Regions from separate parts of the Homo sapiens genome. Here region 2 is linked to region 1. Evidence: read pairs that join two places in POLR2A ChIA-PET (ENCODE). Cell type or tissue: GM12878. All regions are shown on one strand. Links, peaks and the distances in the headings refer to the core of each region. The heading gives the core; the rest is flanking DNA. Region 1 overlaps LOC105374928 (a long non-coding RNA gene). Region 2 overlaps SMIM13 (small integral membrane protein 13).

What was found. ChIA-PET counts read pairs that join two places held together with the same protein. Peaks named below come from ENCODE experiments on the same cell type or tissue, not always from the same donor. Only the 100,000 strongest peaks of a DNase experiment are listed, where the experiment ranks them.
Region 2: POLR2A ChIA-PET joins it to region 1 with 5 read pairs; 4 of 35 experiments call an interaction of 5 or more read pairs at or near these places.

The regions. Positions count from the first base shown.
Region 1 is chr6:11,485,014-11,500,226 of GRCh38, forward strand. LOC105374928 (a long non-coding RNA gene) reads left to right here. Exons shown (of 5, transcript NR_187824.1): 2 at 2,552-2,698; 3 at 5,300-5,451. Among named protein-coding and RNA genes, the nearest start is that of TMEM170B, 45 kb to the right of the region's middle. RefSeq lists an enhancer at 6,992-7,111. In GM12878, for the core only: no CTCF peak of the experiment used is centred there; no DNase peak of the experiment used is centred there; H3K27ac peaks cover 3,073 bases.
Region 2 is chr6:11,113,300-11,128,512 of GRCh38, forward strand. All of the region lies in intron 1 of SMIM13 (small integral membrane protein 13), which reads left to right. Among named protein-coding and RNA genes, the nearest start is that of ERVFRD-1, 9.2 kb to the left of the region's middle. RefSeq lists an enhancer at 13,407-13,908 and silencers at 13,597-13,891, 13,733-13,933. In GM12878, for the core only: no CTCF peak of the experiment used is centred there; no DNase peak of the experiment used is centred there.

The sequences.
Region 1 (15,213 bases), core at 5,843-9,842:
CTCATGTATCACTTGCTGATAATTTTATAACTGAGAAAATTTTTCAGGGGCTATAACTTAAATTAAAACATGCTCTAAAGTTGTGTTTCAAAAGAAAAAGAAAAGAGAACCCACCAATTAAAGGCAGTATTTTGTTCTATAATGCATCCTTCCTGGCAGTGAAACTATTTTATTGTTCCAACGTAAAAGCCTTGGTTAGAATGTTTTGCTTTGGATCCTGTTTTTAAGTGAGCACTACCTTTGTGTTACTCATTCTTATGATTCTCATTTACTAAGAGTGAATATGAAGCACAATTTATGGCCACCAGAGCTCTGATCTATAGTGTTCACGAGCATAATAACCACAGATAATTTGTGCAGACTGGATTGGTGGTCTCCGTTGCATGTATTGGTATCTGTGACAGGCAGAATCTAGGTCACAAGCTACCAGACTCACAGCACAATGCCTGGCATTGTGTCAATTACATGAATCCATGGAAACGAAGAGGAGAAGCTTGAATTTCACCCATAGCATCATGGGGAAAATGATGAGTTTTTTGACAGAGGCCGAAATAGTGTCTGGCCATTTTCTCCTTCCTTTGGGACATCAGGATGATCCAGAGATACTTCCCAACAAACTAAGCTCAGTTAGCCATGCTTCATTCAAACTCAAAGGCTTGGCCTTATCTCTAAATAAAATACATGGAAGACAACCACTCAGGGGGGTGGAAATCAGAGATTTAGGACACCCTGGGATACAACAACAACAACAGTATAGCGGGGGACAGGAAGGCCCCAAGACAATGAGGCTTTAAGTTTCCCTAAAACTAAAAGAGCTGTGCTTTTGAAAGCTTGTCATCTGAAACGAACAGAGGATTGACAGAGAAAATTAGTTTGACATTCTGAGGACACAGTGTTGAAAAAAAAAAAAAAAAACTAAGAAAAATTTGCTGCAAAAAAACAACAGAAACCAAATCTAAAATAAAATGTAATTGTAAATACTTAAACGCACATCCCCTCATAAATTTCCCAGCGGCCCTGGATTTCTCTCATGAAAGCAGGTGCTGGAAGAGAATCAACAGATCAGAGATACAAACACCAAAGGAAAGAATAAGACCTTCTTGGTTAAGTTTAGGTCCATTCGTCCAACTTGGCTTCACATAGTTAAAATTCATACTGAAGTCACTTTGGAATGTTTGCAACCAGTCATTTGCCCCAGCTAGGAACAAAGCTAGGGGTGAGCATAAGAATGCAAAACAAGCAGAAGTCATTAAGAAGAAGGTAGCCCAAGAGTCTCAGGCTTTTATATGAAGCTGTGGGATCAGGGAGTCATTTTCCCATCCATTCTTTTCTCATGATTAACTAAGATAATGTCCCTGTGTCTTTGCTCTCTCTATCATCCTCTCTCCTTTCTGGAAAACCGCATCCTTTGTCAGGGGTATGGTAAGTGGGAAGGCCTCTAGGCTGAGATTGGAGACCCTTGAGGCTTGCACTTAGTGCTAATACATGCAGTGTGATTCTGAACTCACATTCTTCAAGAGTGAAGTGAAAAGTTTAGGCTGCATGCTCTCTGCCTGCCCGGGCCGCGGTAACACAGTACTGTACACTGCGCAGCCTAAGTAACAGAAATTTATTTCCTCACTCAAGGCTTTGATAGGGCTGGTTTCTCCTGAGGCTTTTCTCCGTGGCTTGCAGATGACATCTTCTCCCTGTGTCCTCACACAGTCTTCCCTTTGTTATGTCTATGTCCTCATCTTCTCTTCTTATAAGGACACCAGTCGGGTTGGATTTCGGCCCACTGCATGAACTCATTTTACCTTAATTCCCTCTTTAAAGACCCCATCTCCAAATACAGTCACATTCTGAAGAACTGGGGGTTAGGACTTCCACATATAAATTTTGGAAGAGATACACTTCAGATAATAATCTCCAAGGTTGCTTTCCGTTCCAGAGTCATTGGATTTTTTTTTCTCTTTCAAGTACTGACTTTTCATTAATTTATCTTTCCAGTACTAAAAGGGAAGATTCAGCCTGCTATGTTTAGAAAAGATTGCAAAGGACTGAAGTTGTACTTTTCAGCTATCTGTAACCTTGGTCTCTTTAAAATAAAGCCATTCCAAGCCCAGCATGGAGGCTTATCCCTGTAATCCCGGAACTGTGGGAGGCTGAGGCAGGAGGATTGCTCATGGTGACGTGTGGGTCTGTAGTACCCCAGGAGTTCAAGGCTGCAGTGAGCTATGATCACACCACTGCACTCCAGCCTGGGTGTCAGAGCAAGACTCTGGTTTGTTTGTTTGTTTATTTGTTTGTTAAAGCTATTCTGTAGGGCAGAGGGCACTATTCCAGAGTCTGTGAGTAAACCTAAAATTTCTGTACTTTCTCAAAAATGAGACCATTGCACCTATGGCCATTAGAGAATCTTTTGAAAGAGGCTTGCCCTATGAGAATTTTCTAGGATTACTTTTTGAAGGGCATCAAGACTTTCGCCTCACTGTCTTCAGGACTATCCCATGCCTTGGCTATGTTCTTTCAGATGCAAAAGACAGATGTTGTGTTCTGTTTTTTTCATAAGGATGCAAGAGAAGATAAGGAAGACAAGATCTCAACCACTTTCAGCAAAGCTTTGCGGAGAATGCAACATCCTTCAAGACACCATGAAGCTCCACGCATCTGGTCATCTTGTTTCTTCAGGGAATAAATTTATTGTTCTCTGCTTCAGGTGACTGGAGGAGACAAAGTGATCCCCCATTTATGTCTCTGCCTCTACCTTCCCTGCTGCTACCTGCAACTCTCTGGTGTCTTTGGGGGGTTCCAACTCCTTGACGGGGAGGGCGAGTTCCCTGGGCAATTGGCCATCAGTGCACCCTGCCTCTATTGGGAAGAGCTCTTCTACCAGGCTGTTCCATTCTCACAAGTAAGCCTAAAAGAGATGGCTCCCTCAGTGGTTTACCTCTGGTCCTATCAATCTGATGATGAGGCCACTTAGTTCTAAGTAAAGTGACAGATGACCAAGGACTTTCTTTGAAGAGACATTGGGTTGGCCAGGCGCGGTGGCTCTTGCTTGTAATCCCAGCACTTTGGGAGGCCGAGGTGGGCAGATAACCTGAGGTCGGGAGTTTGAGACCAGCCTGGCCAACATGGAGAGACCCTCTCTCTACTAAAAGTACAAAATTAGCTGGATGTGGTGGCACATGCCTGTAATCCCAGCTACTCAGGGGGCTGAGGCAGGAGAATTGCTTGAACCTGGGAGGCGGAGGTTGCAGTGAGCCGAGATTGCACCACTGCACTCCAGCCTGGGCAACAAGAGAGAAACTGTCTCAAAAAAAAAGAAAAAAGAAAAGACATTGGGTGTTCTTGATACTTTAAGATTTCACAGACGAAGAAAATGCAAGTCAGCAAGCAGGTTGCTGAGTATTCCCAGGGTATTCCATCCTTTTCTTCCATTTACCAAAGAGCTAAAGAGTAGTTTATATTCATTGCCTTCACTTTTGCATCTTCACTTTTTTTATACTTCATTTGTTTACCATATCCCTGAAATCCTAGCAGTCTGACATCTGAGAGCCTACCTTCTTTCCCTTAACTCTAACTGAAATTAACTCCCAACTTTAATATCCATTTGTCTTTCTCTCCCCCAACTTGCTGCTGTGTTTAAAACTATTGATTGACAACCCTACTTGTAAAGGCCCCTACCTTGGCTCCTATGACTGCATTATCCTGGGGGTGGGCAGGAAACCCTAGGGAAAGCCTTTCATCAATGAACCTGGATGTGAGTCCTGATTTTTCTCAATACTATCTATGTCACACTGTGTATGTTAATTTTGTTCAATAAGCTTTATTCTTGTTCACCTCGTATATTTGTGACGATTGAGTAATGGGGAAGAATATATTTGTGATGACTGAGTAATGGGGAAGAATTTTGGATAACACCAGGGTTTGGGCTTAGGTGAATAAGAGAATAAATGTGCAGATATTCAAGGCTTACTTCTTATACGTAATTAGTTGCTAAGAGAGATTAACTTCACTTCTATCACGTCTCCCAGATTTATTCCTCCTCTTCATTTTTATTACCTTGGTAGAACTCTTCACCACCTTTGACTTGGCCTAGTGGTTAATGAGCTGAGTTCTGAGCAGCTTTTGGGATTTCCAGGGAGATTCCTCAAGGACTTCTCCTCATTTTAGCAAGGTTAGCTCCACTTTCATCTGTTTTATTTATGTGTTTGTTTTTTTATTTGAAGAAAATATTTTCATTTTCAACTTTAATAAGAAACGACACTTACCCAGTTATTGATTCTGCCTCATCATCGGTCTCTATCTTCAGATCACCTCCCATATGATCTTAGAGTCAGTTCTCTGATTACTTATCCTGAAGCATATTTCTGATCCTGTCATATTGCATTGCCCGGAAATCTACTGTCCAAAATAGCAGTCCTTGGCCATTTGACTACTTAAGTTCGTTAAAATTAAATTAAATTAAATTAAATTAAAAATTCAGTTTCTTAGTGGCACTAGCCATATTTCAAATGCTTAATAGCCACCTGTATCTAGTGGCCTCCATTTTGAACAACTCATTGTTAGAACAGTTCCATCATTCTGGAAATTTGTATTGGATAGAGCTGTGCTAGATAGCTTGATAAACATTTCTGACCTTGGCATTAGGATTTAAAATCTATCTTTACCTGGCTCCTCTGCTGCTGTTTTCCTTTATAAAATGCTTCTGTAAGACTGAACTGTTTTCAAACATGCCATACTCAATTCCTGCTGTCATGCCTCCACTTACCCAACCCCACTCAGAGTGTCTTTTGCTCCATCACTGAACACCCAAATCCTACTCCCCATTTAAGGACTGTCCTCCAAGAAGTCTTTTCTAATTTCCGAACTCAAAGTAATTTACTCTTCCTGTGAACTCTTACAGGATTTTAAATAAAGCACTCTAATGTCATCTACCTCATTTCTTCTAGAATTATAACTATCTATACATGTATTTTAGCCCTTTAATTAGTCGGGGTTCCTCTGAAAGCTGATTCTGAGACAAGGATTCAAATCTGAGTAGTTTAGCTGAGAGGTGATCCCAGTAATCATCAGTGGAGGAGGGGGTTAGTAAAAGTGGGAGGCAAAGAAAATCAATTAAGGATGAATTATCAGTTCAGTTACTGATATGGAGGACTAGACCTCAATCCCACTGGAGGCAATGTGGAACAAAGTTATCCCAGCCAAGGTCAGGGAGGCTCCAATGTGTATTCACCAATGCCTTGCCCATTATTTATTTGAGGGATTCCAGGGAAAATCATTCTTGAGCATTTCCATTTTGTCCTGCATTCAGGGCAGGCACACTTGGCCAGTAAAGAAAATCCCCCCAGCAGAGAATTGCAGATACTCACAGCAAGAAGCCTTTCTTGTGAATGGAGGATGGATGTGGAGCTGGTCCGAGCAGTCTGCCTACTGCATCTGCTATGACACCCAGCAAACTGGAAGGTAGGTCCTGGAGGGCTGAGGTCACATGAGTCATAGATGTGTGTCTCCCTCAGTGACCTAACACCGGCAATCAGCAAAGAGTTGTTCAGCGAATGAATGCGTTATCCCGAAGATATTAGGTACTGGAGAAGAATTTGTCATGGAACCCAGTGGTTTGGATGGGTCAATTCACTTGCTGTCAACTGAGATAATCTCTGAATAGACAGACCTACGCCTAGGGTTTTCTGTTGGCTTTGATGTTCAGTACTTATGGACTAAACATTGTACAAGTGTGGGAATTTGTTGAACCAGACTGTAAAGGAGTTTTGAGATTGCTTCAGAAGCAAAGGAGCTTATATCTAGAGAGGAATACTCGGGAACATCGACTGCAGCACTTGCCTTGGTTAGATGCCTGATGATGCTGTTGTCACAGCCACCAAGGGAACCAGGTTTTTTCATTGCAGCCGGGCTTCAATACAGTCAGCCCTCTATGCCTGTCAGGAGAGGTGGCGGTGCAGTGTAAGACTTGGGAATCTAGGAAGAAAGGGTGTGTGTGTGTCTATGTGCGTGCATAGCATGTGTGTATGTGTGTGTAGCGTATATGCTATGTATGTGGTATGTGTGTGTATGTGTTTGTATGATGCATGTGCTGTGTGCTGTGTATGTTGTGTGTGGTACGTATGTGGTGTGTATATGTGTATTTATGTGTGTGATGTGTATAGAGTCGTGTGTGTGATGTGTATGTGTATGGTGTGTGCGGTGCATATGTGATATGTGCATGTGTGTGTGATGTATGTAGGGTCGTGTGTATGTGTTGTGTGTGTATGATGTGTTGTGTGTGTGCTGTGTATGTGGTTGTGTGTGTGGGTATATATGGTATGTGTATGTATGCATAGGTTTGTGATGTGTGTAGGGTTGTGTATGTATATGGTGTGTGTGTGATGTGTATATGTATATTTGTGTGATGTGTGTAGGGTTTTGTGTGTGTGGTGTGTATATGTGTGTGGTGTGTATATGTATGTGTCTTTCTGTCCTCCAACTTGCTGCTGCATTAGGGTTGTGTGTGTATGGTGTGTTAGGGTGGTGTGTGTATGATGTGTGTGGTGTGTATGTGGTTGTGTGGTGTATATGTGGTGTGTATATGTGTGTGTATATTGGGTTGTGTGGTGTGTGTGGTATGTTTGTGTGAGTGTGTGTGGAGTGTGTGCATGTGATGTGTATTGGGTTGTGTGTGTGGTGTGTGTGTGTGGAGTGTGTGTATGTGATATGTATCGGGTTGTGTGTGTGGTATGTTTGAGTGTGTGTGTGTGGAGTGTGTGCATGTGTGTATCGGGTTGTGTGTGTGGTGTGTGTGGTATGTTTGAGTGTGTGTGTGTGTGTGGAGTGTGTGCATGTGTGTATCGGGTTGTGTGTGTGGTGTGTGCACACGTGTGTGCTGAGAGTCATTGAGGGTACGCATTGCAGCCCTACAGGGCTGCAGAGGACCGAATGCCTGCCTGCACCATGTTGACCCTGATAGCAAGGCTGCTACAATATCGCCTTCCTCATGCCCGTGGCCTACTTTGCTCCCAACTCTCACAGACAAGGAGCCACACATTAAAAGCCTATGTTAAGCAGTCATGTGTCCCAAGAGAAGGGGAACATTGCAGTAAGAAATTCTGGTGAACGATAGAAAGCCAGGTGAGATGAACCTGGGGTACAGGGTCCTGGTCACCTAGCTAACTCAGTTTTCAAGGAGGAACCTGGTTGGAGACTCAGGTAGAAGAGGAAGCTCAGAACAAGTTTCAAACTGGAAGACCAGACAGTGGTTGCAAGTAGAGTCCCTCGAGGCTGAATCACAGCTCACAGTGTATAATTTTTAGAATACTCATCTTCCAGTCCCAGCTTGACACTGACTTGGGGAAGTTACATAGCCTCTTTCAGGCCCCTGCATCCTCATCTTTTAAGACAAAGATGGTGAAAGTCTCTGTTGTCAGGATTAGAGGATTGCTTTTAGCAGAAATTCCCCATGGAGAGCAACTATTATTATGGATGCTGGATCCTGATGGATACCTCGGGGATATCCCATCCCAGTTAAATCTGTAGTAAGGGTTCAGGATGTAACATGGCAGCCAGGAACTGGGGTCATTGCACGGTCATCAAACTCTGAGTTTCACAGTAGATTTGTAGGTTTAGGTTTAAAGTTGCTTACGCAATCCCAGGTTGGTTTGGGAACTAGTGTGGGCTGAGCCTACTGGTGTGGGGAGCTGTAGCCGCAGGGTTAGGGAGAGAAAGGCAGTGTAGAGAGAGATTACGTGGGTGTAGGATTGGGGCCTCATAGACATGCCTCAAAACATTGTGAAGTAAAACTGGGAATAGGGCAACACAAGTATAGGAAGAGAGAAAATGGCCTCTCCAGAATAACTTGAGAGATAACTGCGACCACATCATCTCCAAATACTTCTCCATCCCACACTATAGAATTCCTGTCTGGAATTCCAACTGCTGGATCTCCGGGTTAGGCAACCAGGAAGAGAACATTTTCTACAGGTGGTGACGATTAAAATGCTTCTGTCACCAGAAGGCAGAGAGGCTCAGGGGGGCTGGGGGGGCTGCAATCCTTCGTTCTACTTCTTTTATCGGCACATTGTTCTTTAAAGATGTGGAGATGGTCCCTGTTGGGATAGCACGTGAAACACACTGGTTTCCTGGCTGTAAATAAAACCACTGGTGTTGTGTTTGACATAGCTGCTTTAGTACTTGGTCAGCAGTCCCATATGGTCTAGCAAACCTCTTAATTACAACTACAGAGGACAGATTCCTCTAGTAAACATCACCATGTTTAACTTTTCCTCCTCCTGCTGCTGTCAGTGCACAGAGCATTTGAACTTGTAAGCAGCAGGGGAGAAATACCAAATGTACACTCCCCTACCAGAGCTGAGCTTCTCACACCATTAGAGTTTGAAAGGGCCATTTGGGCAGGTTGCATGAAAAACTGGTAGACACCTGCTCCACTTTACCAAACCACAGTGAAGCAAAGTTTGGTTACTGTGTTTTTTTTTTTTTTTTTTTGAGACGGAGTCTCGCTCTGTCGCCCAGGCTGGAGTGCAACGGCACAATCTCGGCTCACTGCAGCCTCTGCCTCCCAGGTGCAAGTGGTTCTTCTCCTCAGCCTCCCGAGTAGCTCAGACTACAGGCGCATGCCACCACGCCTGGCTAATTTTTGTGTTAGTAGAGATGGGGTTTCACCATATTGACCAGGCTGGTCTTGAACTCCTGACATCAGGTGATCCACTGGCCTCGGCCTCCCAAAATGCTGGGATTACAGGCGTGAGCCACCGTGCCCGGCCAGTTTGATTACTGTTTTAAAGAGACGAGAGAACTAATGTGAGCAAAGGGGCCAGGTAAGGAAAAGATGACTCCGGTATCCTTGAGTAAACTCTCTGTATCCAGGTGGTCAATTTCTGATCCAGTTCATTAGCACCCATGACTGATGGAATAATTTTGCAAGGCCTGGTTTGGCAAAAGTACAGGAAGAAGGCATAGCTCTATGAGTTGAATGGAAGTCTAGAGGTACAGAAAAGGGTGGAGTTGGCCTGCCTATGAGATCATTCTAACATTGGCATGTAGAGGGGGAGGGTGTGAACTATGCTAATTTGTTATAAAAATGAGCGGAACCTTCGAGCCGGCTTCTGCTTTGAACATCCCTCCTGATCTCAGCAAGCTGCCTCCACCAGAGAAGGGCTGCCATGCTGGGAAACTCCATCCAGTGACTCCATCCCTTGGAAACATGCCCGTTTGAAAAAAGTACTACCCTGCTTAAAGATTCTAAATCTTGCCTTAATCCACTTCAGATTGAACTATTGCCAAAAAGGTACTTATTCAGAGTCTTTCACCTATGAAACCAAGATGCCGTGTGCCCATTGTAAATTCAGATGTGTCCAGTCACATGTTTAGTAGAGACATTTCAGGATGTAATTTACATAGTCATCAAACTGTGAGCTGCACACCAGCTTTGTAGGTTTGGGTTTAAAGTTGCTTGAACAATCCAAGGTCAGTTTGGGAACTAGCATGGGCTGAGCCTGCTAATGTGGGTGCATCGGAGGTGCAAGGGCAATAGGGTGGGCTTACCATGGTATGTTATTTGCCTGAGGAGTGAATGCCTTATGAGGAAGAAGTCATCCCCAGGTAGAGTATACAGATCTGGGCCACAAAACATGGTTTTTCGTCATTTTTGGAGAGACTGGGTAGTACGAATGGCTGCTCATACTGCTGTATGCCTGAACAGGCCCTCATAGACATGATAAAGGACCCTAAGGAGATGAGCCCCAAGAAGACAGCCTAGCAATGGAGGATAATAGTCACAGGGACAGAGGCTGCCTCCCTGCCTACCTCATCACACTCTAGCCACTGCACTGACAGGCTACCAAGTGCATGGAATGAGGTCATGGCCATTTGTGGGAAGTGCTTAGTAGTGACCCGAAAATCCTGCTGTCAGTATCAGTGACTGTGGGACCCAGCCAAGTACCCTCTAAAGAGTTGCAGCAGGCTTGTCACCATAGCTACTGTGGATTCACAAGGCTGTTTTGAGGATCCAGGGGAACTTCTCGAGAGCATGTGCACAATTGTCCCTGGGAATTTCCGAAACTAGCTGGGAGAGATTGGAGATGTTCTGAGGCTCTCATGCTCCACAATTTGTGGTTAAGCCAAAGAAGACAGCCTTTGCCAGTACTAGTGTGTCAAAGAAAAATATGTCACGTATACATTCTATGAGCACAAAGTGATGAGACAGGGCCATAAGTTAAGCATGGGAATCAGTCTCATCCCTGACAGACACACGTTAGGTAGGAACATGATTCTACTGATTTACCATATAATTGTGTTTGGCTTTCTTTTGTGTTAGTCCCAGCATAAGATAGATAGGGTTTGAGCTGATCACGCCTTACTTGAGCTGATCACACCTTACTTTCTCCCTCAGTTCTTGTGGTTAATTAGCAAGATGACAGGTCAGCTAGGGTATGGGTGGAGTCAAAGTTGTAGGATACCCTCAGAAAATCAGCTCTTCAGAGTTCAAGCTGCCTCCATCCTTTCTGACATTTGATTTATCCCCTACCAGGCTATGAAGCCTTGACTTTATAGTATAAACCTCTAATCAGATAAGCGGATCACAAAACCATCTTTATTCTCAAGACCACTGCTCTATTGCCCTAACCATCCTTGAGCCATCTCAGGGTAGAGGCATCAGCCTTCAGGAGTTACATAGGCACTGGCAGATCATCATAATAAGGACGGGTTGCCAACCTGCTCAGGTTACAGTGAATGCTGATGGGTAGAGTCTGCTTTGAATTTCTCTGACAAGAGGGAGATACAATGTATTTGGTTCACCCAATTCATTTTAAGGGATTTGGTTCCCAGATTTCCTGCAATCGGAATCATGGCCCATTTTCACAGCCACTAGAGCATTAAATTCGTGTATACAAAATAAAGGACTAGAAAACATGTAAACCTAAAAATGTTTAAGCTAAAATTGTGGTACAGATGTTATCTGAGTCCCATAAATCAGTATTCAGAAATATTGTCTTACTGTCAGAAGCAAACAGCAAACAGAGACTTGCATTAGCTATGTGTCTAGATAATGGCAAAAATTAAGTACAGTATTGTTTAGAAATCATAGGCTGGCAGATCTCTTTTCCTTTTCAGGGTTTAAAGAAAGCATAACCTTCTCTGTTGCATTTAACAAAGGAAAAAAAAGGATTTTCTTGTTTTTTGTGCGTACACCCTGCCTAGGGATGAGTTATTCATCAAAATAAGCTTCCTTGTGTTTTAGAATTTGAGAATTTAGAATACTGAGCATTCTCTAACACATCGCCCTAAACATGCTAGTTTGATTCTGAAGCCTTTTTTCCATTTTGTCAAGTTCACCCTCTGAAAGGGACAGTGAAAAATTAGGGGTTGGCTCCACCTGGTGCTTTGATTAGAAAATTACACCTCCATGTATGAGGGCTGTCAACGGACAGTGTGCCCTCTTGCGCACGGAAACAGTAAAAATACTACATAAATATTACTTAAAAATACTAAAACTACCCCACAAGAGTGACCAGTTAACTCACTTTCCATGCAGGGTGCTAAGGACTATTTTTGTATGGTTGTTTTAGTGTCTGTTGCTATGGAACAAATCATCTTAAAATATAGAAGCTTAAGACAACAAAATCATTTATTATCTCCCACGGTGTCTATGGGCCAGGAATTCAGAAGGAGCTCTGTCGGGTGGTTCTGCCTGGAGGCTTCTTTCACATGAGATCGCAATCAGACAGTACTTGGGGTTATTGTAAAGCCTCATTCGCTCCCGTGTCTGGTGTCTGAGCTGATAAGACTGGACAGGCTGGGGTGGGAGCTTCTCTCTGTCTCTATGTAGTCCCTCTTTAGGGTTTCTCAAGCATAGCCAGACTTGTTTCATGTTGGCTCAGAACATCCAAGGTGGTGTCCCCAGAAAGAGAGCCAGGAGGAAGCCGTGTTGCTTTTTATGATCCAGCCTCAGAGGTCAGGAAATGTCACTTCTGCTGTGTTCTGTTGATAGAGGTAATTGCAAACGTCTACCCAGGTTCAAGGGAAGGGAACATAGCCTCCACCCCTCAATACAGGAATGTCAGTGTCACGTCAGAAGAAGAGCATGTGGGATGGGATATATATTTGTGCATCATCTTTGTAAAAATACAATCAACCACAATTGTTTTATTTAATCATCCTTCACCGTAAATGAAGTTGCTTCGATATATCATTATCCCAATTTTACATTTAAGTGAAAGCAGAAGGAAACATTAAAGATCTTCTTACGCCCTTTCGGTGTCATACTAGAGCATTGCCTAATAAGCTGTCAAAAGTGTCATCTGTACACGATTCTCAGTCTTGGCGCTATTGAAATTTTGGTCTGGGTAATTCTTTGCCGTGGGGGCTGTTCAGGGCGTAATAGGTCATTTAGCAGTATCCCTGGCCCCTGCCCACCAGACACCAGTAGCACACCTTCATCCCTTTAGTTGCGATAGCCACAAATGTCTCCAGACATTGTCAGATATCTCTGGGGTGAGGAGAGGGCAAATGTTCCCCCAGTTGGGAAGTTTTACAGGAAGAAAGTTACTTTGATTATTTGCTATTGATGAAGGTGAGACTCTTGTAAAGTTAATGTTAACTTGTGGAGGATCATTATGTTGCAATTCATTTCTGTCCAGTAGGAAATATAAATCCTACAGATTATAGTTGTGTTGTTTTATAATTTACCAGTTTCAACTTCACTTGCAGTCTTATTCCAGCATTCTTTTTGTTCATTGACTATATATAGTAATTTTTCTTCTCCTTCTTCATTCATTGATAAGTTAAATAAACCTTTGTCACATGTGTGCATACACACACACACACACACACAAACGCACACACACACCAGCTCCTTGGCAGAATGCAGAGTGAGAATTCTCTCCAATATGGGGATATGGAGCTATTATGATCTCCCTTCAAGAAAGAACTTGTAGATTAGCTGTGAGGGTGCAGTTAGGTGATGGCCTTGGTTGCAGTGCCTCTGGTTGCTTAGCCACAGCAGTTGAGCTGAGGCCATGCTTTTCCTAGGCAGACCTTTAACAGCTAATGAGCACAGTGGGCGTGCCAGGGCCTGGCCCTTTCTGTTCATCATGGAACTTCTCCAACAGGCAGCCTTTGCTCTGGAGCTCTCTGTTGGGCTGGCTGAGACTTTTGCAGGACAGCACTGCAGTTTGAGACTCTTCCTAACTAACCCTCCTTCTCCCTCCCCTTTCACAGGTGACAGACCTGCATCTCTAGCCTTTTTGTGCTTCAGGCACAACTCAAAGCTGCCAATAATCATGTTGCCCAATTTGTGAGCTGGAACTGCAGTCTTTTTGTTTTTTTGAGACGGAGTCTGGCTCTTTCGCCCAGGCGGGACTGCAGTGGCGCTATCTTGGCTCACTGCAAGCTCCGCCTCCCGGGTTCACACCATTCTCCTGCCTCAGCCTCCTGAGTAGCTGGGATTACAGGCGCCTGCCACCGCGCCTGGCTAATTTTTTTTTGTATTTTTAGTAGAGATGGGGTTTCTCCGTGTTAGCCAGGATGGTCTCAATCTCCTGACCTCGTGATCCGCCCGCCTCGGCCTCCCAAAGTGCTGGGATTACAGGCGTGAGCCACCACGCCTGGCCTGGAACTGCAGTCTTAAGTGTGGCATGAGTTGCCTTCAGAACCCAAAGAGGCCTACCAGGCACTTCTTTTTTGAGGTATGAGATATAAGATGCAGCAATTTATCGTTTGCTTTGGAGGGAATATTCCAGCATGAACCTAACCACTGGATTCCTTAAATCCTCATTCATCTTTTCCTCTCTGGAGCATGAGTGTTTTACCAAGACCTCCAGCATACTAGCCACCTCTTGCTTCTTCTGGCCAATGAACATGATGTCATTGATGCAGTGGATGGGTTTGATGTTCCGTGGGTTCAGGTGATCTAGATTATTTCAGACTATTATGGCAAAGGGCAGCTGAGTTAAGATAGCTCTGAGGCAAAGCAATAAATGAATATTGGAGTCTGTCCACGTGAATGTGAATTGTTCCTGATCTTTTTTTCTAATATGGATAGAAAAGGCACATTCACCAAATAGACAACCACATGCCACGGGCCTGCGGCCTGTTTAATGTGCTCCAGCTGTGATCCCACCTCTGGCACAGCAGCCGCAGTCGACCACCATGTGATTGAAACTGTACTCATCTGTTGTCATTCTTCAGAGTCCATCCACTTCCTGCTGGGGGAGACTAGCAATTAAAAAGAGATATGATAGAGACGACCAATCCCTATTTTGTATTTACCATCTTGCCTGGGGGACAGTTTCGGAGTTTCCATTTGGCCTCTCCCACTATGATAGCACTTCCTCACTGACCAAGGAACAAATATAGGGTTTACTCCAACTGCCAAGTACATTCATTCCAGTGATACATGGAAATGGAGAAATGCTTCCTGGGTGAGTCTACAGGTTCTGTGGGCCCACTCTGTGCCAGACCCAGCTAGGACTCCATTCATTACTTGATTCTTATAAGGCCCCACTTCAACAAGGGGTCCGGGTGTCAAGGTCAACTCGGAACTTGTGTGCAATAGTCTAGACCTTCCCTTTCCCTGGCATACAGTCACCTAAGCAAATGGTCGTGGGTCCCTTTAGGGAAGGATGGGACAAGTCATCTCGATATAAACTTGTTGCAGTGTTGCAGGGTACTTATTCTTAGGGACCTGGCTGTCTTTTTAGTCAATGGATTTTGGACCTGAAAATTGGCTCAGTTCCTAGAATTGAGGAAAGTATCCTGACTTTTTACTGGGGCAATTGCTGTCAGCCTCTTGCCCCTCCTTTCTTGCCTTTTCTCGTTGTAGATGTTAAGCGTCAGCCTTGTTTGCCCTTATCTATTTTGCCTGTGGGAATGCCATGCTCCAGTATCCATCCCTCCACCTCCTTGAAGGTCAAGCCCCTTTGATGCCTCTGATCTTCCCGGTCGTTACAGTAACTGTGGACTCTGGGTTTCTAGTGGTTAAGCTTGGCCACTTGGTCTCTCATTCTGAGGCCTTACTATCCTCATGAATATTAATTACCTAGCTCTGTGACAGCAACCACTGAACATAGATGAGGCCTGATGTTTTGGTGAATGGGCCTTCCTGTGGGACATACTCCTCTGGTTAGTGTCCAGGTTTCACATAATATATCCATTCTAGCACATCTCACCTCTTTATGCTTTCCTCTAGCTTCTGCCAGGGAAACTCAGGCATTTGCA
Region 2 (15,213 bases), core at 1,255-5,254, 380 kb before region 1:
ATTGTCTGTTTTTAATTTAGCCATTCTAGAGGATGGGTATTATGCTTTTGATTTTTGTTTCATTAATGACTAATTATTTTCAGCATCTTTTATGTGTTATTTGCCATTCTTTCTACCTTCTGTGTAAATCATCTTTACAAGTTTTTTCTACTCATTTAAAAAATTGTGTTACTTTTATCAAGTTGTAAACAATTCTTTATTCTGGATACAAGTTTTTTTTGTTTGTTTTTATCAGATATGTTTTGCAAGTATTTTCTTCTATTCTGTAGCTTGCCTTTTTATTTTTATTTTTTTGAGATGGAGTCTTGCTTTGTTGCCCAGGCTGGAGTACAGTGGCACAATCTTGGCTCACTGCAGCCCCCGCCTCCTGGGTTCAAAAGGTTGCCCTGTTTCAGTCTCCCCAGTAGCTGGGAATTACAGGCATGTGCCACCATACCTAGCTAATTTTTGTATTTTTAGTAGAGGCAGGGTTTCACCATGTTGGCCAGGCTGGTTTCGAACTCCTGATCTCAGGTGGTCCACCCATCTCGGCCTCCCAAAGTGCTGGGATTACAGGCATGAGCCACCGCACCCGGCTGCCTTTTTATTTTTAAATGTCATTTGTTTTGTGTTGTTATTGTTTGATAAGTCCTTCTTATCAAGTTTTTAAGGTATGACATATAAAGTTATTCTTTTTGTTTTTTTTTTTTAATTTTTTTGAGACGGAATCTCACTCTGTCGCCCAGGCTGGAGTGCAATGGCGCGGTCTTGGCTCACTGCAACATCTGCCCCCAGGATTCAAGCGATTCTCCTGCCTCAGCCTCCTGAGTAGCTGGGATTACAGGTGCGCGCCACCACGCCTGGCTGATTTTTGTATTTTTAGTAGAGATGGGATTTCACCATGTTGGCCAGGCTTGTCTCAACCTCCTGATCTCAAGTGATCTACCTGCCTCGCCCTCCCAAAGTGTTGGGATTACAGGCAGTTGAAGGTAGTTTTACCTTTTCTTCCCAATGTGTACATTTGTCTTTTAGCTTTTGCCTCATTGCACTGGCTAGGGCCTTATAATGTTGCAAGAAAGGAGTGAGAGCAGACCTTCCTCCCTGATCTTTTGGAGTGAAATATTTAGCCTTTTACCATTAAATAAATTATTAGCTGTGGGATTTTAATAGATATTCTTTATCAAGTTTAGGAAGAAAACTTCCCCTCTGTTTCTACTTTGTGGTGATTTTTCTTTTTTTTTTAAATCAGGAGTGGATATTGGATTTTTTTTTTTAATGATTTTTCTGTATTGAGATGGTCATGCACTTTTTCTCTTTTTTTTTTTTTTTTTTTTTTTTGAGATGGAGTCTCACTCTGTCGCCCAGGCTGGAATGTGGTGGTATGATCTCGGCTCACTGCACCCTCCTCCTCCCAGGCTTAAGTGATTCTCGTGCCTCAGCCTCCTAAGTAGCTGGGATTACAGGCGTGTACCACCACACCCAGCTAATTTTTGTATTTTTTAGTAGAGACGGGGTTTCACCATGTTGATCAGGCTGGTCTCGAACTCTTGACCTCAAGTGATCCACCTACCTTGGCCTCCCAAAGTGTTGGCATTATAGGCATGAGCCACCACGCCCGGCTGTATTTTTTCTCTTTTAAGTCTGTTAATATGGTGGATTTTGTTGCATTTCGAATGTGAAAGTAACCCATTCCTCAGATAAACCTGTTTTGGTCATGACATGTTATCCATTTTCTATACTGTAGCAATTAATTTAGTAAACATTTAAGATTTTTCTCTTTATATTCATGAGAAATACTTGTGGTTTTCTTAAACACCCTTGTCTGGTTTTGTCATCGTGTTAATGCAGACCTTATTACATGAGTTGGGTACTGTTCCTGTCTCTTTGGATTTTTGGAAGCATTTACATACAATTGCTATATTGGTTTTCTATTGCTGCATAACAAATTCCCATAAATTTAGCAGCTTAAGACAACGCACAGTTATTAGATATCAGTTTCTGTGGGTCAGGAGTCTCCACCTGGCTTAGCTGGGTCCTCTGCTCCTAAAGCTGCAGTCAGGGTGTTGGCCTGGCTGCGTTCCTTTCTGGAGCTTGGGTTCCTCCTTCAAGCTTATGTGGTTGTTGGCAGGATTCAGTTCCTTGTGACTGAGGACTCAAGGTGGCTCACCTCTTCATGCCAGTTGAATCTCTGACACCAGGGAGGGTCCCAATCCCTCTTTTAAGGTTTTTACCTAATTGAGTCAGGCCCACCCAAGGTAATTTCACTTTTGAATAACTAAAAATCAACTGATTGAGACCTTAATTATAGTTTCAAAATCCCTTCATCTTTACCAAATAATATAACCTAATAAAGGGATTAACTATCCCATTACCTTTGCCATGTTCTTTCTTTCTTTCTTTTTTCTTTTCTTTTTTTTTTTTTTGAGACAGAGTTTCACTTTTGTTGCCCGGGCTGGGGTGCAATTGCTCAGTCTCGGCTCACTGCAACCTCTGCCTCCTGGGTTCAAGCAATTCTCCTGCCTCAGCCTCCCAAGTAGCTGGGATTACAAGCATGGGCCACCATGCCTGGCTAATTTTTTTGTATTTTTAGTAGAGACAGGGTTTCTCCATGTTGGTCAGGCTGGTCTCGAACTCCCGACCTCAGGTGATCCAACTGCTTCGGCCTCCCAAAGTGCTGGGATTACGGGCGTGAGCCACCATGCCCTGCCGGCCGGCCTTCCTTCCTTCCTCTTTTTTTTTTTTTTTTTTTTTTTTTTTTTGACAGAGTCTCACTCTGTCACTCAGACTGGAGTACAGTGGTGTGATCTCTGCCCACTGCAACCTCCGCCTCCCAGGTTCAAGCGATTCTCGTGCCTCAGCCTCCCAAGTAGCTGGGACTACAGGCATGCAGTACCACACACAGCTAATTTTTGTATTTTTTGCTAGAGATGGGGTTTCCCCATGTTGGCCAGGCTGTTCTCAAACTCTGGGCCTCAGGTGATCCGCCCACCTCAGCTTCCCAAAGTGCTGGGATTATAGGCATGAGCCATTGCTCCTGGCCAGCTTTGCCATGTTCTGTTGGTTAGAAGCAGATCAGTTTCTACCCACATTCAAGAGGAGGAGTCATATAAAGATTACACAAAGGATTGACTCATTGGGATTACTAGAGTGTGTCTGTCACATTTGACATAATTTCTTTGTAAATGTTTGGTAGAATTCATCTGGGCTGGGACTTTTCTTTTTGGAAAGATTTTCAACTACAAATTCTGTTTCTTTATTAGATATTGGACTATTCCACTTACCTGTTTCTTCTTGAATGAGCTTTCAGAGTTTGTGTTTTTCAGGCACTGTGTCTGTTTACTCTGAATTGTATAATTTACAGGGATAAAGTTTATAATATTTCTTAATTAGCCTTTTAACACCTGTAGGATCTGATATTGATTATTTGTGTCCTTTCTTGTTTGTTTGTAATTGGCCTGACTAGAGGTTTATAAATTTTATTGATCTTTTCCAAGAACCACCTTTGGTTTAATTGATTGTTTTCTCCCTATTGCTTGTCCATATTCTGTTTCATTGGTTTATGCGTATATCTATATATCTTTCCTTCTGCTTATTTTGAGTTTAATTTGTACTTCTTTTTCAAGTTTCTTATGGGGAAATCTTGGGTTATTGATTTTAGACTTTTCTTATTTTTAAGAAAATAGACATTTAATGATAATTGTTTCTTTTTTTTTTTTTTTTTTTTTTTTTTTGAGACGTAGTCTTGCTCTGTTGCCAGGCTGGAGTGCAGTGGCGCGATCTCGGCTCACTGCAACCTCCACCTCCCGGGTTCAACTGATTCTCCTGCCTCAGCCTCCTGACTAGCTGGTACCGCAGGTGCCTGCCACCACGCCCGGCTAATTTTTGTATTTTTTTTTTTTTTTTGAGACGGAGTCTCGCTCTGTCGCCCAGGCTGGAGTGCAGTGGCGGGATCTCGGCTCACTGCAAGCTCTGCCTCCCGGGTTCACGCCATTCTCCTGCCTCAGCCTCCCAAGTAGCTGGGACTACAGGCGCCCGCCACTACGCCCGGCTAATTTTTTGTATTTTTTTTTTTTTTTTTTAATAGAGACGGGGTTTCACCAGGTGGCCAGGATGGTCTCAATCTCTTGACCTCGTGATCCGCCTGCCTTGGCCTCCCAAGGTGTTGAGATTACAGTCGTGAGCCACCATGCCTGGCCGACGTTTAATAGTTGTTTGTAAGTATTGATTTTGACGTTTAAATTTTTATTCAATTCAAGATATTTTCTAATTTCACTTGTGATTTCTCCCTTGAACCATGGATTATTTAGAAGTATGTTGTTAAATTTTGAATATTTGTTCTTTTCCAGATATTTCGTTATCAGTTTCTAATTTGACTTTTTTATGGTCACACAATGTATTTTGTATGATAAAATTTAGGAGGGTTTACTCTTACATTTAATGGGACTTATGATACAGAATATGGTCTATCTTTTTTTTTTTTTTTCTTTTTAAGAGAGGGTCTCTCTCTGTCACCCAGGCTGGAGTGCAGTGGCAAGATCTCCGCTCACTGCGACCTCCGCCTCCCGGATTCAAGCGATTCTTGTGCCTCAGCCTTGCAAGTAGCTGGGATTGCATGCCCAACAAATTTTTGTGTTTTCAATAGAGATGGAGTTTCACCATGTTGGCCAGGCTGGTCTCGAACTCCTGACCTCAGGTGACCCGCCCGCCTCGGCCTCCCAAAGTGCTGGGATTACAGGTGCATGCCACCATTCCTGGCCAATTTTTGTATTTTTAGTAGAGATGGGGTTTCGCCATGTTGGCTAGGCTGGTCTCGAACTCCTGACCTCAGGTCATCTGCCCACCTCAGCCTTCTAAAGTGCTGGGTTTAAAGGCATGAACCACCACCTATGGCCAGTATATGGTTTGCCTTTGTGAACGTCCCATATATAATCAAAAGGAATGTTTTTTTCTGCTATTGATTGAAATGTTCTGTACATCTCAGGTCAGTTTGGTTGAGGGTTGTTTGGTACTTTTGTGAAAGGGCACCAGCAGCTTTTGCTATACAGTAGCTACTATGTTATATAGTAGGACTCTTCAGAGCAGACATTGAGCTCTGTAATGAATCAATTGGTCAAATTAATTAAATCTTGATAGTTTTGGGAGTGGGGTTGGGACAGGGAGAATAATAGTTGATTTGTTTTGAGTATCTACTTTGTGCCAGGTGCTACTTTAAGGCATAGTGAACACACTGGAAAACTGATTAAACCATACGTTTCGTTTCCTTAAGAAACTTGTTTCTCATAGGGAAGGTGGTCAGTACTATGCAGGATGAAAGTGAGCATGAGGTGCTAAAGCAATTACCCAAAATAGGTCATATTGAGGTAATAGTATTGTAGAACGATCTAAAAGTTATATATTAATAATACTTAAAATTCTTAGTTACAGTGGTAGTAGTCTCATATCTGTATTCTTTGCCTTAGAGGGGAGGAGGTTGGAGCCTATGAGATGGTAACAGAGCTAATATTTGATGAGTACTTATTATGTTTTAGGCATTCACTTTAGCTTGTTACATGTATTAACTTTTAATTACCACATACCCTTTGAGAATGGGTACTGTTATTCACATTTTATAGAACAGGAAACTGAAGCACATAGAGGTTAACTTGCCGAAGTCGGAAATAAGTTACTGAGTTAGGATTCATGGAAGAACATTGCAGTCTAACATGCCTCTGAGATATAAGAAATTATGGGGACAATCCAGTTGATAGATACAAGGATGTGATCTAGGATAGAGAATGACACTAGGAGTGTAGAGAAGGAAACAGATGTGAGAGGGTTTATTAAAATAGAATCTATAGCACTGGGATAAGATAAAGTGGGAACAAAATGCTGAAGAAGAACTCTTTTCTGCCATAGAGATGGGGAGAGAATGTAGTTCTCCCAAAGAGCTGTTGGATGGAGACAGACAGCAGACACATGCGCGTGCACTCTCTCCTCTCTCTCTTTCTCTCTCTCACTCACTCACTGTTTTTGAGATGTCTTCAAACTAGCCAGGTAGAAATTCCCTCTTGAGGTTCAGGAAAGGTGGAAAGTATGGATGAAAATTTGGTCCTCGGGCCGGGCTCGGTGGCTCACGCCTGTAATCCCAGCACTTTGGGAAGCCGAGACAGGCGAATCACGAGGTCAGGAGATCGAGACCATCCTGGCTAACACGGTGAACCTCCGTCTCTACTAAAAACACAAAAAATTAGCCAGGCGTGGTGGCGGGCCCCTGTTGTCCCAGCTACTCGGGAGGCAGAGGCAGGAGAATGGTGTGAACCCGGGAGGCGGAGCTTGCAGTGAGCCCAGATCGTGCCACTGCACTCCAGCCTGGACGACAGAGCGAGACTCCATCTCCAAAAAAACAGAAAATTTGGTCCTCATCATCTATAATAACGATGATATTTGGATCCATGGCAGTGTTGTGATCACCAGAAGAAGAAGAAGAGAACAGAAAGAGGAGAGAAGAGATTTTAAAAGGTAACTTGAAATGTCTTATGATTATTGGATAGAAAAGCTTTGGATTTGGAGGTACTATGATTCAAATTTGTATTGATTTGATAGTGGTAACTCCAGGGGCTTAATAACTTCTAGCATTGCCTAGTGTGTCATTGAGAAAGGGGTGTGTACAATAGAGGGAGAATTTTAAGAATTAGAAGAGCTTGGCTTACTTGGTTTAGTCTACATTTAGGATTTGGACATACTGTCTCATAGATGAGCCTTTGCTGCCTTCAGAATAAAATGGAAATAAGGTAATAAGATTGAAAATGGAAAAGAGCTTTTTATAAATGTGAAATTGGTAGTGAGCCAGTCAACTAGCTACTTAGATACTATCATGAAGGTGAGATTATATAACTCCACTGGAATGATTCCACAATTTACAAAGATCAGAATTTGTAGTTATACTGCACCTGGGCTTTTGGACTGAAAATACCTTGGGTAGTGTGTCTTAATCGGTTTGGGCTGCTGTAACAGAAATACCATAGACCAGGTGGCTTATAAACAACGGAAGTTTATTTCTCATGGTTCTAGAGGGCTGGGAAATCCAAGATCAAGGTACTGGCAGATTTAATGTCTGGTGAGGGCCTGCTTCCTGGTTCATAGATGTCTGTCTTCTCACTGTGTCCAAACATGGCAGAAGGGGAAGGAGTGAGGGAGCTCTCTGGGGTGTTATTTTAATAAATGCATTAATCCCATTCATGAGGACTCCACCCTATGACCTAATCACCTCCCAGAGGCTCCACCTGCAAATACTGTCACATTGGGGATTAAATTTCAATATATGAATTTTGGGAGCACACAAACATTCAGACTACAGCAAGTAGCAAAATCGTATTCTCATTCTCTAGATAGTGCTTTGTGTTTCAGTCATACTGTCACCATGAAAATCTGAGAAATTTGATACGCTGTTAAGATTCATTGCTCTGTCTTATGTAGCTGGCTGTCTTCCAATGTCATGAGTCACTGTGTGCCTTTATTTTCTTATTTAGAAAATGGGAATAATGATTGCTGGTCTCATTCAGATGGGTCGTGTAAAAGCACAGTGATTGAATGTAAAAGCACTGTGTGAACTGATAACTGTGTAATTGAAGGTGAAATTACACTTCTCCCCTGGGTTTGTGGTGTGTTGATAGTGATGGTTCATCACTCAAGTTCATCTATCACAACCCTTCTGCTGCCAGCATGTTTATCTTACATAGAAAACAATTTACAGTGTGTTTCATGAAATTCATCATTTGAACAAATGCTTAGTTATTGGCACACAGAAGTGAGTGCTCTTTTGCCTATCTCAGAATACACACCCTCTATTGCTGATTAGTTATTCTGGCATACAATGCGATACTGAAGCAAGACATAAACTTCCTTTTAAGCTGAAAAACTGCAAAACCCATCTTAACAATCAGTATATTGTGGACTGTACTTTGCCCCTCACCTCTCCTTTCTTCTTTCACTCTCTACTGTTTCTGTCTTACTAAATCCCAGGACATGGTTCCAGACCCATGCCCATAGAATAAGAGTTAAGAAGTTTCTGATATGTGCACTTTGGGTCTGGGAATTGTATAAGCTATACTTCTGTTAGAAGTCCGCTGTAGGCATGCAGGGTGCAATGGGTAAGTCTTTTTCAGAAGAAGGCTGCCTGGGTTTTAGTGGTTTTACTTCCTTCATTCCCCTGTCCCCCAAAATACATATGCTCACCTGGGAGAAGTTAGTCATTAGGGCCCAGAGTCCGGATTAGGTTGGTCTATATTTATGGTTATACAGGTGCCTCTCCCCCTCCCAACACACACACCTGCATACACACCCCTCTGCTGTTATTTGGTGCTCTCTTACCAATATCATGTAAAGGGTGATGCTTTATTTTCTATTACATAACTTTGCACTTGTCTTCTCTTCCACTCATTGTATAAAAGAGAACGAGTTCTGAATGCATAAGTGCTGTATTAAACATTCTATTAACCAGACATAATACAATTCTACTTGGAGCAAGATACAGTCATTCTTTATGTCCACTTCTGACTATCCATTATGTTGGTCATCATATCCATGGTCCTCCTGCAGCATTGCTCCACTCATCAGCAATGTCTGGCCAGTTTCTTTGTTGCTCCCCTTACATACATACCTACACCGTCTCACTAGTAAATACTGATTTTTGCATTAAGCTGCCTTTTCTCAAGTGGAGTCTTCTCAGGTTCTGTAGTCAACTGTTGTTCTGTCTATCCCCCATGGGCACCCCACTGCTAATCTTTTTCTTCTTTTCCTTGGCCAGTCTCCACAATTCACTGGCAGCAGCACTCATGCTTCTTTTTCACTGCTTTTTGTCTTTTCCAAGGCTGCATGTCCATCGCAATCATTCTAGGGAGCTTAAAAAAAATGAATAAGCACAATCCCTGGAGATTGATTTTGGGATATCTGGGATGAGCTCTTGGCAATCTGTGTTTTCTAAAAACTCCTCAGCAGATTTTGAAGTTCGAATGATCCCTCTTATGAAAGGTGCAGTGTGATAATCACATACCTTTAACTAGAATCGTTCCACTGGATAATAATTCTGAACTTGCCTTACTTTTACAGGTGTTCCTTTCCCTGAAAGGGAAAATATGAATCCTATCCTCTTGTGACCCTACCTTGCTCCGACTTTGAGTGGTTCCTCTGCCCTAGAGGTGGAGGACTTTTTGCAGTGTGGACCAAAAGTCAGGCCTGTGACCTTTTTGCAGTATGGACCAAAGGTCAGGCCTGTGACCTTTTTGCAGTGTGGACCAAAGATCAGGCCTGTGACCTTTTTGCAGTATGGACCAAAGGTCAGGCCTATCTTCTTGTGACCCCACCTTGCCCTGACTAAGTAGTTCCTCTGCTCTAGAGGTGGAGGACTTTTTGCAGTGTGGACCTTTATCAAAGGTCAGGCCTGTGTTTTAAAGGAATTGAGGCAGATTCCAAGAAGATTAAAAGTTTTGGTTAGACATTATCTAACAAAATAATTGCCTGTCTGGGTTTTTTTTTGGGGTGGCTCCTGTGATAGAGGCTGTCCTCCAAGAGCCTATTGTCTAATAAAGGTAGAGGAGATATCATTACTGGGGATCTTTTTCCAGGCTGTTCCCTCTACTCCCCTCTTAAATCTCAAAAAACACCCATGTCAGCTGGGAGTGGCAGCTCACACCTGTAATCCCAGCACCTTGAGAGGCCAAGGCGGGAGAATCACTTGAACCAGGAGTTTGAGACCAGTCTGGGCAACAAAGCAAGACCCTATCTCTACAGTAAATAAATAAAAACATCCATGTCCTCTCAGGGATAGGCCCTATATCCATGTTCACTGTACCTGCTCCTGGGGCTGACACTTGAATTCAGTTTAGGGCAGAGATTCTACGTTGTGTTTTTTCTAGGTTTGTGTTTTAGAAAGCTGGGGGGAGGAGGAGCAATCTACAGAGAGAAGCGTAGAGGAAAATGGAGCCGCTGTGCAGAGAGAAACAGATAATGCTGAGCAAATGACCTCAGTTCACGAGAACCTTCTCCTAGTGCTTGTCCCTCGTAAGGGCGCTTCCTCCCGTGCTCTCTCAGACACCTCTGTAGCTTTTAGTAAATTCCCCTTTTTTTGTTTAAGCTAAGTCTTTGGAATTTTCTAACTTGAACTAAAAGCTGCTTTATTAAAATAACAAGAGATGAACTATGTGTGTGACTTTCTATTTCGTGTTATATTTGTCATAAGATGATTACCAATACCATAGATGAATAGATTTTGAGCCCTATTAGCAGCAAGGAGTGTGGCATACCAGAAGTGTATGACAGAACAGTTTAGTTAAACTGAATAACAATTTGGCCATTAGATGATATGTGCAAAGCATTTTCTTACAGTTCTTATCCCAGAGTTTTAAAAGTTAGCTGTTATTATTTTTATTGTTACATAATAATCATACATATTTATGGAGTATATATGATATTTCAATACATACATATAATTTACCATGATCAAAGCAGGGTATTTAGCATATCCATCACCTCAAACATTTATCATTTCTTTGTGTTGGAAACATTTCAAATCTTCTAGCTATTTTGAAATATACAATACATTATTGTATGTATTTTTTATTTTTGTGGGTACATAGTAGGTACATATATGGGGTACATGAGATATTTTGATACGGGCATGCAATGCATAATAATCACATCAGGATAAATGGGGTATTCACTACCTCAAGCATTTATCCTTTGCATTATAATTCTTTTATTTTCTTTTAGTTATTTTTATAAATGTACAGTAAGTTATTGTTGACTGTAATCACCCTGATGTGCTGTCAAATACTAGATCTTATTCATTCTATCTAAATATGTTTTTGTACCCATTAACCATTCCCACTCCCTGCCCCTTCAGTACCGTTCCCAGCCTCTGGGAGCTATCATTCTACTTTCTATAAGTTCAGTTGTTTTAATTCTTAGCTCCTACAAATAAGTGAGAACACGCAAAGTTTGTCTTTCTGTGCTTGGCTTATTTTATTTAACATCCTCCAGTTTCATCCATGTTATTGCAAGTGACAGGATCTCATTCTTTTCTTTGGCTGAATAGGATTCCATTGTGTGTATGTACCACATTTTTAAAATCCATTTGTCTGTTGATGGACACCTAGGTTGCTTCCAAATCTTGACTATTGTGAATAGTACTGCAGTAAACATGGGAATGTAGGTATCTCTTCAGTATATCGATTTCCTTTTTTTAGGGGGGTAGGTGGGGAAATACCTAGCAGTGGGATTGCTGGATCATATGGTGGTTTTATTTTTAGATTTTTAAAGGAACCTCCGAATTGTTCTCCATAGTGGTGTTACTAATTTATGTACACAGTGTTTCCACCAGCACTGTACAAGGGTTCCTTTTTTCTCCACATTCTCACCAGCAATCGTTATTGTCTATCCTTTGGATAAAAGCCATTTTAACTGGGTGAGATGATATCTCATTGTAGTTTCGTTTTGCATTTCTCTGATGATCAGTGATGTTGAGCACCTTTTTATATACCTTCAGGTGGTTTCTTATCAGTAATGTCCTTTTCTTTCAGGTTGAAGAACTCCTTTTATCACTTGTAGGACAGGTTTGGTGTTGACTAAATCCCCTAGCGGGAAAGTCTTGATTTCTCCTTCATGTTTGAAGGATATTTTTGCTCGATAAACTGTTCTAGGGTAAATTTTTTTCCTTTAGCATTTTAAATATGCCATGCCATGGCCGGGCGTGGTGGCTCACGCCTGTAATCCCAGCATTTTGGGAGGCTGAGGCCAGTGGATCACCTGAGGTCAGGAGTTCGAGACCAGCCTGGCCAACATGGTGAAACCCCATCTCTACTAAAAATACAAAAATCAGCTGGGCATGGTGGTGTGCGCCCGTAAGGCCAGCTACTTCGGAGGCTGAGTCAGGAGAATCACTTGAACCCGGGAGGTGGAGGTTGCAGGGAGGCAGAGGTTGCAGTGAGTCGAGATTGCGCTACTGCACTCCAGTCTGGGCAACAGAGTGAGACTCCATCTTAAAAAAAAAAAAAAAAAAAGGCCTGGTGTGGTGGCTCACGCCTGTAATTCCAGCACTTTGGGAGGCCAAGGCGGGTGGATCCCTTGAAATCAGGAGTTTGAGACCAGCCTGGCCAACATGGTGAAACCCCGTCTCTACTAAAAATACAAAAATTAGCTGGGCATGGTAGTGCACACCTGTAATCTCAGCTACTCGGGAGTCTGAGGCAGGAGAATTGCTTGAACCTGGGAAGTAGAGGTTGCAGTGAGCTGAGATCGTGCCATTGCACTCCAGACTCCAGCCTGGGTGACAGAGCGAGACCCCGTCTCAAAACAAAAGACAAAACAACAACAACAACAACAACAAAATGCCATGCCACCCTCTCCTGACCTGTAAGGTTTCCACTGAGAGATTGATTGCCAGACATGTTCAAGCTTTTGAGTATCTTACTTGTTTCTTTTCTCTTGCTGCTTTTAGGATCCTTTCTTTGTCCCTTACCTTTGGGAGTTTGATCATTAAATGCCTTGAGGAGTCTTCTTTGGGTTAAATCTGCTTGGTGTTCTATAACTTTCTTGTACTTGAGTATTGATACTTTTCTCTACGTTTGAGAAATTCTCTGTTATCTCTTTAAATAAACTTTGTACCCTAATCTCTCTCTCTACCTCCTCTTTAAGGCCTGTAATTCTCAGATTAGCCCTTCTGAGGCTATTCTCTAGATCTTATAGATGTACTTTATTCTTTTTTCTTTTGTCTCCTCTGACTGCATATTTTCATTTATTTTATTTATTTATTTTGAGATGGAGTCTCGCTCTGTTGCCCAGGCTGGAGTGCAGTGGCACCATCTCGGCTCACCACAACCTCCGCCTCCCGGGTTCAAGCAATTCTCCTGCCTCAGCCTCCCGAGTATCTGGGACTACAGGTGCGTGCCACCACACCCAGCTAATTTTTGTATTTTTAGTAGGGGCGGGATTTCACTATGTTGGCCAGGCTGGTCTCAAACTCCTGACCTCGTGATCTGCCTGCCTCGGCTTCCCAAAGTGCTGGGATTATAGGCGTGAGCCATGGCGCCCAGCCCTGGCTGCGTATTTTCAAATAGCCTGTCTTCAAGGTCACTAATTTTCTTTTGCTTGATCAGTTCTGCTGTGGAGAGACTCTGATGCATTCCTCAGTATGTCAGTTGAAAGTTTCAGCTCCAGAATTTCTGCTTGATTTAAAAAAATTATTTCAATCTTTTTGTTAAATTTATCTGATAGGTTTCAAATTCATTCTCTTTAATTTTGTTGAGCCTCCTCAAAACAGCTATTTTGAATCCTCTCTCTGAAAGGTCACATATCTCTGGGAGTGGTCTCTGATGCCTTATGTAGTTCATTTGGTGAGGTCGTGTTTTCCTGGATGGTCTTGATACTTCTGGATGTTTATTGGTGTCTGGGCATTGCAGAGTTAGGTGTTTATTATGGTCTTCACAATCTGGGCTTGTTTGTACCTATCCTTCTTGGGAATGCTTTCCAAGTTTTGGAAGGGACTTGGGCATTGTGACCTAAGTCTTTGTTCACTGTAGCCATGTTTGCATTGGGAAGCATCCCAAGCCCAGTTATGCCGTGGCTCTTGCAGACTTGTAGAGTCACCACCTTGGTTGTCTTGGGTAAGATCCAGAAGAATTCTCTGGGTTAGCAAGCAGAAACTCTTGTTCTCTTCCCTTACTTTCCCCCAAACAAATGGAGTCTCTCTGTGCTGAGCTGCCTGGAGCTGGGGAAGGGATAACATAGTCACCCCTGTGGCCACCACTGCTGGGACTGTGCTGAGTCAGACTCGAAGCCAGCATAACAATGGGTCTTGATTGAAGCTCATGGTGACCACTGCCTGGCTGCCACTTACGTTTGCTCAAGGCCCAAGGGCTCTACAATCAGCAGGTGGTGAATCTAGTCAGGCTTCTGTCCTTCCCATTAGGGTGGGGTGAGTTCTCCCCTAGCTGTCTGGGAGCCAGAGCCAGGAGTTGGGAAACTTACAAATTTACCTGGTGCTCTCTATTCTACTGCAGCTAAGCTGGCACCGAAGCTGTAAGACAAAATCCCTCCCAGTCTTCCCTTTCCTCAAACAGAGAACTGTTTCCTTGTGGCCACAGCTGCCCTAGGCCCACAGGGACTACTGTCTTCCAGCCACCAGTGTTCACTCAAGGTTCAGTGTATTAGTCCACTTTCATGCTGCTGATAAAGACATACCTGAGACTGGGCAATTTACAAAAGAAAGAGGTTTAATTGGATTTACAGTTCCACGTGGCTGGGGAAGACTCACAATTATGGTGGAAGGCAAGGAGGAGCAAGTCCTGTCTTACACGGATGGCAGCAGGCAAAGAGAGAATGAGGAAGACGCAAAAGTGGAAACCTCTGATAAAACCATCAGATCTCGTGAGACTTATTCACTACCAGGAGAACAGTATGGGGGAAACTGCTCCCCATGATTCAATTATCTCCCACTGGGTCCCTCCCACAACACGTGGGAATTATAGGAGTATTTGTGTGGGGACACAGCCAAACCATATCTAACTCAGCTTGTGGTGAGATTTGGGTGGGGACACAGCCAAGCCATATCACTCAGTTAGCTTGTGGTGAATGCTGTCAGGACTTAGTCTCTCCTTCAGGACAGTGGGCTTCCCTCTGGCCCAGAGCAGGTCCAGAAATGCCATCTAGGAGCCAAGGCCTGGAATTGGGGACATCAGGAGGCTGCTTGGTATTCTATCCCACTGTAGCTGAGCTGGTACCCAAGCTGCAAGACAAAGTTCTCTTTACTCTTTTCTCTCCTTTCCTTGAGTAAGAGTTTCTCCGCATAGCCACCACAGCTCAGAATGTGCTGGGTCACATCTGAGGCCAACATGGCTCTGAGTCTCACTCAAGGCCCTCAGTAAGTACTGTTTGGCTACCACTGTTGACTATTTGGGGCCCAAGGGCTGTCTACTAAGCAGGCAATGCATCCTGCTAGGACTGGGTCTTTCCATTCAAGGCAGCAGGTTCCTATCTGGCCCAGGGTGTATCTGGAAATGTCAGCTGGGAGCTAGGGCCTGGAATGGCAACCTCATGACTCTGCTTGGTGCCCTATTCTAGTATGGCTAAGCTGATACCCAAGTTGCAAGACAAAGTCCTCTTCACTGTCTACTCTCCTCTCCTCAAACAGAGGGAAGAAGTGTCTCCCCGACCTGTGAGCTGTACTGCTTGTAGTTGAGGAGGGGTAATGCAAGCATTCCT